Regions from separate parts of the Homo sapiens genome. Here region 1 is linked to region 2. A link is a contact called in ENCODE Hi-C or POLR2A ChIA-PET data. All regions are on one chromosome and are shown on one strand. The core of a region is the stretch at or near the end of the contact, and the rest is flanking DNA. Distances in the headings are between cores, read along the strand shown.

Evidence for each region. Hi-C counts contacts between places; a loop is a spot of excess contacts on that map. ChIA-PET counts read pairs that join two places held with the same protein, here RNA polymerase II (POLR2A). Pooled maps may share reads with other maps.
Region 1: a loop to region 2 is called in a map of IMR-90, with 2.8 times the contacts of the local background. The contact joins two enhancer-like sites. A Hi-C loop is called at or near these places in 3 of 168 maps with a recorded cell type or tissue (A673, IMR-90 and sigmoid colon) and 2 of 50 pooled maps. POLR2A ChIA-PET finds 5 or more read pairs at or near these places in 6 of 52 experiments (AG04449, AG04450, BJ and 3 more).

The regions. Positions count from the first base shown.
Region 1 is chr2:237,255,380-237,259,292 of GRCh38, forward strand. It overlaps LOC105373953 (a long non-coding RNA gene), which reads left to right. Exons shown (of 6, transcript XR_924035.3): 5 at 1,712-1,827; 6 at 2,051-2,297. Among named protein-coding and RNA genes, the nearest start is that of COL6A3, 160 kb to the right of the region's middle. Within about 2 kb of position 1,637, at least 14 of the 41 ENCODE cell types and tissues checked have a DNase peak (open chromatin) inside an H3K27ac peak, as active enhancers do; they include IMR-90 and sigmoid colon, where a contact is called at or near this core.
Region 2 is chr2:237,221,895-237,225,405 of GRCh38, forward strand. It overlaps LOC105373953 (a long non-coding RNA gene), which reads left to right. Exons shown (of 6, transcript XR_924035.3): 2 at 266-374. Among named protein-coding and RNA genes, the nearest start is that of COPS8, 140 kb to the left of the region's middle. Within about 2 kb of position 1,522, at least 12 of the 41 ENCODE cell types and tissues checked have a DNase peak (open chromatin) inside an H3K27ac peak, as active enhancers do; they include IMR-90 and sigmoid colon, where a contact is called at or near this core.

The sequences.
Region 1 (3,913 bases), core at 387-2,886, 34 kb after region 2:
CACATTTGCGGTGTGCTGGTGAGTCACTTTGGTATTTGTCTGTTGTGTCTCTTTTGTTAACAATGCAGGGATGTCTTTTCCTCCCACATCCAAAACTATTCATTAGACCAGGAGCACCAGAAAGTATAAGAATAAAATTCTTAGATTTAGTTTAAATCTAAATTGGCCTTAAATGTCGGTTTATGTTTCTAAATGTCCAAACAAAAAACCCAGCAGGTTCTTGTATGATAAAATATAATACTGAGTAGACTGCACACAAAGGAGTTCAGAATGTTTTTCCATCTGAAAAAACCTCTCTACCCATCCTTGTGAATTTTAAGAGGTAAGCATGTAACCCACTAGGAAAGACGCCCATACAGTCACAAATGGATAGTGAGGGTTCCAGCATTCTGTGATCCTCAATTTTAGTTCTAGAGCCAGTTTGTAGCCTCTGAAAAACCTTTAGAAATCATGCCCATCGTTCATGGATCTTGAATATCTTCATTTTGTAGCTTGTGTCACTAGGATGTGAGAATTTTGTGGGTGAGTTTTCCATCCTCCTTGTGCACTGCTCTGTCCCTCTTGTCTTAAGTGAGTGTTCCGTACACAGTAGTTAAGTCTATCAATCAACGTTCAAGTGTTATTGTTAGTTATAAACAGCTTTTTAAGGTCATTCATTCAGTCCCATGTGCACTGTCTTCATTAATCTTCATAAGACGAGAAAGGGAGTATGATCACCATTTTACAAAGACAAGGCTAAGATTGGAGAAGGCAAGTGATGGCCCCTGGTCACTCAGCTAACAAGCCCAAAGCCTAGGCATGGAGCCTCCATGTGACAGGTGCTTTGCTGACATGAACCAAACCATTCCCACTGGACCACACGTCTCCAAGCACCTTTGGTTTTCCCCATTTGTTTGGATCTAGAGCTTGCAAGAAGCTGTGACCAGAGGCAGAGTAAGTGGGAGTAAGACTAAGGTGAGGGATTGGAGAGGCAGCCTTGCCCCGCGTGACCAGGAATCAGGACACAACTCCACCAACAACCTTGTGTAACCTGTTTCTTTTTTGGAAAATGGCAGGATCAGGCCAGATTGTGAGGGGTTCCCCAGGGGTTTGGTCTTGCCATCTCCTTACAAGGCTGGTGCCCTTCCAAGATGTCCACTTAGAGGCTGAGGAATGAGGCACAGGAGGGTCTTCTGGCAAACACTCTGAATGCCCAGTGGACACGTGGGGATGGCAGTGACCCACTTCCACCGTCTCCCTCCCAGCCCAGGCTAGATTCACTTCTGAGCAGCCAACTGCCCTCCTTTCCCAGACCGGCTGGTACCTCCTGCCAGCTTCACCTCCCAAGCCTTGATCACAAAACCCTCCATTTTTTTCAGCCTGTTTTGTGGGACTTGCATTCTGTGGATCACCCTTTGAAAAACGTGGTTATCGTTATTCTAACGGCCAGATAGAAGGCAGTGTTTTTATACACTGAGTAGCTATGCATACACTAGGCAGGGGAAATCCACAGCTTGCTGCTACCACAGCCCCTCTAGAGTGGGTTCTTCAAGAGAAATGTAGGAGGAAGCTTCAGGCAGTACCATTCTTTAGCTGGAAGGAACTCCAGCCCTTCACTGTTGTGGAAGCTGGGCCCAGAGCAGGGAGGCAGCGTCCCAAGATCACACGGTGAGTTAGTCACCAGTGAAAATAATATTTTCCTCCTTGCACACCACACCCTCTTTTTTTCCAGGCAAATTCCAGGCTCCTTTGGAAGAATGACAATGCTACAGAAAAGCACATGGATTTGCAGCTTCGTGGACATCACCTGTGAGGGTGACAGCTCTTTACTCTCAGTGAGTTCCCCAGGTACACAAGCTCCTGAACAGACACAGGATGCACACATCTAAGTGCTTTCTGGCCCCAGATCCACATGCGCAGATGTAGAAGGGGCTTTCAGCTGATCACGAGGGTGTGGAAAGGTCTCAAGGGTGATTCAGGCACATAAATTCAAAATCTGTTTCTTCAACAAGAAATGCAGCTACCTTAAAAAAATTTTTTTAAGTAATCCAGATAATATTTTATTCAACAGATGGAGGAAAGTGAAGCCAGGCTTACTGAGGAAAAAAAACAACCCTCAGAAATCAAAATCAGACAGCTATACCCGGTCTGGCTGCCCCAGAGCGGGAAGACCTGAACCTTGGCAGGGCTGGCTGCTGTGCTGACCAGTCTGATATCAAGAAGAGAAGTGATTTTCCGATCCTGCATCCGGTACAGCTGTGCGGACTCTGCTCTTCCTGCCATTCCACCAAGAAATTAAAAAGCAATTTTCTTTTGAAGTTCTGGGGTTTTTTTGTTTTTTGTTTTTTTCATTTAAGATTACACTTTGAGGTCAGAAAATGAGACATAAGGAATTCACAAACACACACGCATTCGATTCAGAAACATTCCACCCTCCACATCCCCATTTTAAACTGTCCTGAGGCCCAGATGGTTTACAGCTTGAGCCGGCTTAGGCTGGCAAGCATTTCAGGGATCTGGTTGACTACGTTTTCCTGAAACAGAGGTATTTTATGCATTAAGCTGATCAACACCGGGGAGAATGGGGCACCCTAACTGCCTTTAAGTAATATCTTATGAAGCTCTTTTAGGATTAGCAGCAGAACAAAATACACCCAGGAATCAAGGGTATAAAGCAATGAAGATTGTGTTTCACCTTGCAATATTGTGAGTAGTGTTGTTTATTCAAGGCAGTGTTAATTTTTATAATTTTTAAGCTTGTATGTATGTTTTTCTCCTCAGATGATTATGGTCTGTATCAGTTGCAGTTCAAGCAGGAAGTAGAAACCACACAGTAACTTAAACGGGGAAAGTTGAGTATAAAGAATTAATAAGTAAAATGTAGAACTGGAGTAACAAGGGATTGGCTAGTGAGAAGTGAACTCTAAAGAATACAAAGCAGCAGATAGAGGGAGCCGCCACTCTCCGTCCCTGGAGCTGAGATGGATGCTCGTGGAAGGGCCCTCGCTTCCAGGGCTGAAAAGATTCAGACATGCCGAGAGGGCACAGCCATAGCTCAGTGGGTGGCAGGGAATTTTTGCAAGTGCTGTGGTGTTGCAACAGCAGAACTTGCTAGAAATGGGCCTCTTTTCTTCAAATCGAAGGAAAGACATTTCCCCAAACTGAAGAGGACAAAAATGAAGAAATTCTTAGCCTTTCCCTCAAATCAGGAGCCCCATAGTTCTCAAGGTCATTATATTGGTGATGGGCTATATTAATCACTTCTCAAATTCAATCGTAGTCTAACTCATGTTTTCTGCATATATTATAAAATGAATTTCTAACAACATGTACATGAAATAAAAATAGGAAAAACGATGAACATGGTTATCATGTAGAAAAAAATACTTGTCATAAACAAATAGAACATTTGCAGAGCTTCTATAATCCTTGTTTCTGTAATTTGGCATTGAGCCATGTTAGGATGTGTGGCTTCCTTCTCTGGCTCTTCCATATTCCCCTTGCCCTAAGCCAGACCGTGGCTGCTCCAATTCTTTACAAGGAGGTTATGTCCTTGATCAGCCTGCCTTTTCTTTAGTTTCTCTAGTTTTCTACTAAACTTTACTGTTGGTTAGTTTTTACGTGCAAGTACTCAGGGGCACTCATTGCCCCTGACAGTCTCCTCCCTCCGTCTGCTGCGCAGCAGAAACCCAGTTTCCCCTTGGTCACCAGGATCAACCACCCGAGCTATAGACTCATTCCTTTTGTGACTGTTTGTCCAGTGGCCTCTAGGACCCCACAATGGCCATGCGGAGTCTCTGCTTCTAGTTCAGTAGAGTCATTGCTGTGTCCCTTGATGGGGGGGCAAGTGCTTCTGCACAGCTGTCTGAGATCCCCAAGCCCTCAGAATCCCAGGTTGCTAGGATGGCGATTAATTCTTGGACCCATGGGCTCT
Region 2 (3,511 bases), core at 272-2,771:
GTTCAAATCTCTCTCTGCCACTTCTGGCTTGAATAACCTCTTCTGTGCCTCCGGTTCTCATCTCAAAAAGGAGGATAACAAGCAGACTTAACTCATAGGAGCTTGTAGAGGTGAACTCAGTTAACCTGAGTAACTTGCTTAGCACAGTGATTGCAAATGTTAGCTGTGGAGATCAATTTTACTAATTTTATTCAGTTGAAGGGTTGGTATCTAGTGAAATTTATATTGTTTCTTTTAAAAGATCATGTTTCTTTTTTCTCTTTAGTATTGAAATTGGCATCTTTGGGAGCTCGCTGTCATCTCTTCACAAAACATCCCCACGGAAAGCCAAACTTTCCCTTAGCAAGCGTGGCAACGTCCCAGAGTGCAGCCTGGTGAGTTTGGAATGCAGGTGGTTTGCGGACCCAAGGGAGAAAAAGTGACTGCAGATGGTGCATTTCCTGTTTATAACGTGCTTGGGGAAATGACCATTTTGCTCATGAAGAAAAAAGATTTTTTATCTTATTGGGTAAAGAAAAATAATAGACCACAGAGACAGAATATTACCACAGCATTTTTGTCTGATGAGAAACTGATTGGCTTGACTACATATTGATTAAACATTCTACATGCCGTTACTCTCTAGACAATAAGAATCTTGGCATACGATAACTTTGAAAGCAAAGTTCATTTACGGTCAGGTTGGTTTCACCAAAACAATCGTATTCCAATATTACGGTTCTCAAAACTGAAATACCTGAAAACCTCTTTGGGGACCTGGATTTTCAGTGGAAAACAAACTGCTCAGACAAAGCTGCTGGGGCCCCCATTTCCCACTGCTTCCTCAGTTTCCCCAAAACTAAACAATCTGGGAGACAGTGTGAAGTTAGTGCATGTTTAATTTGGCAACTCTCTTTCCAGATGTGTATGGTCCAGATGTGTTGAGTCTGCTCCCAAGTTATCAATCAAAAAGCAAACTGACCCGGGGTGGATGGCTGCATTTGTACAGCAGCTGCTGTCACCAGCGCACCCCCAAGCAATGTTTTCTTAAACTTAGATGTCCAGGCAGAAAAATCCCTTTGCCTTCTAGTGGCCCCTGCCTAACATTTCCCTCCATACCCTTCTAGATTACCTTACACGGAGAGAATTAAGTTAGGGGATTTGTCTGCTGTCAGTCCCCTTTTTCTTCTGGTTCTATTTTTAGCCTTAATGGTCTTTTCTAATAGGTCCAAACTGTGCAACAATACGTAAAACTAATTGTATTTTACATAAAAATCCATGATCACATCTAGCCAGCCAAAATGGATCAGAGAAGCTCCATACAGTCGTGTGGATTTTTTTATTTGACTAGAAGCCATCCATGTGCCTACCTGATGCATGTGCACACATGCATCCACGCACCTTGCATGCACACACACATGCACATGCACTCTTCCAGGATGGCTTTGAAGTGGCGAGGGTAGAAAGGAACTCTTGGTCCCAAGGGCTGGCCTCATGAAGGAGCTCCAAGATGCAACTCATTCTTGAATTGCAGCCAGGACCTCAACTATTCCCTGCAGGAATTCCCCTAAGAAGAATGTGTTGGTCTTATGTGTCACGGGTTGCCCCAAGTCATCCTGGCTTCTGGGGTTGTGGGCTTTTGTTCAGAGAAAACAGGGACTGCTGAAACCTTGTAGTGGATACTCTCTGTTCCCTGCCCAGATCTCTGGGCTGGTGCCCCATCCTCTAGGTCTGTGAGCATTGGCTGCCGAGGGCTCACAGCTGCCCATTTCCAGAGAAGTTCCCTTGGGACAGTAACAGCTTCTGGGCCCAGAAGATTACTCTCCCACACACAAGGCAGCCAAGGGCCAAGCCTGACTAGGACAAAAGCCCAGGCCCCCTCCCTCACAGTGGGACCACTCCGTGGTGCAATTCACACTCCCCAACTTCCCCGGGGATCAGGCAGAAACTGGACCCCAGCCAAGAACCTGCCTGGCTCCACCCTTCTCCAGGCTTCTTGGCTTCCTTCACTCCCTTTCTGCCCACAGGTCCTACAATAGATCATTTCCACAAGACCCCCGTCTCAGACTCTGCCTAAGAAATCCCTCATCTTAATCACTGAGCCCATCTGGCGTCTTTCTTTTATAAAAAATTTGTATTTTTATTTTAAGTTCCTGGGTACATGTGCAGGATGTGCAGGTTTGTTACATAGGTAAACGTGTGCCAAGGTGGTTTGCTGCACCTATTAACCCATCACCTAGGTATTAAGCCCAGCATGCATTAGCTATTTTTCCTAATGCTCTGCCTCCCCGCCACCCACCCACCAGCAGGCCCTACTGTGTTGTTCCCCTCCCTGTGTCCATGTGTTCTCATTGCTCAGCTCCCACTTATCTAGAACCAGAAATACCATTTGACCCAGCAATCCCATTACTGGGTATATACCCAAAGGAAAATAAATCACTGGACTACAAAGGTACATGCATGCGTATGTTCATGTTCATGGCATCTTTCATTTAGGCATCAAACTCCCCTCAGTCAGGAAGGACGGTGACAGTCTCCACACCCTCCAGGCTATTGGGACAGATTCTGTTTTTTTCACCCTGCCCTGCAACAAAATTATTTTCTGCTTTCACCAAACCCAGGCAAACAGACTCCACTAGACCTGGAGACTAGGAATAGAAAATGTACATAAATTGTGGTTTTAAAAATTCACTTAGATATGAATAATATGATGATAATTATTAGGAAAACATGGAACATTAAGACGTTGAAAATAAGTTCTACAAGTAAATGTGCCAGTCAACAAAGATTCATTCAGGGTTCCAGGGTGTCACTTGAGTTAGTGACCATTGTATAAAGTTCTAATCTGTGCTTGAAAGTTCGAATTTTCATGGTCAATTGTTTTCCTTGAAGTGACAGGCCCACACCATTAATTCTTTTAGCAACTCTCTGGCAAATACCTAAGTCCGAACAACCATAATTTGTCTTTCAGTTATTCTTTCAAGTAAAAATGGCGTTCTAGGCTTGGCACAGTGGCTTACGCATGTAATCCCAGCACTTTGGGAGGCAGAGACGGGCGATCATTTGAGGTCAGGAGTTCAAGACCAGCCTGGCCAACACAGCAAAAACCTATCTCTACTAAAAACACAAAAGGTAGCCAGGCATGGTGGCACACGCCTGTAATCCCAGCTACTCGGGAGGCTGAAGCAGGAGAATCACTTGAACCTGGGAGGCGGAAGTTGCAGTGAGTCAAGATCGCACCAATGCACAATGCACTCCAGCCTGGGCGACAGAGGGAGACTCCATCTAAAAAAAAAAAAAAAAAGAAAATTGGTGTTCTATGAAAAAAGAGACTAGCTCAGCTCACAACACAAACAATGCATGAGAGCTCTTCTTTGGGATAACCCTTGTAGTTGGTGTACGGAGGTCTCATATGTGTTCTCCCCATCTTGGCACTCAGAATATTCAAAGGACAGGTCCTCAAAAGTTAAAATTTAATAAAATCAATAATTTTATTGATTTTATAAATAAAATTTATTTATGAAATACTGCT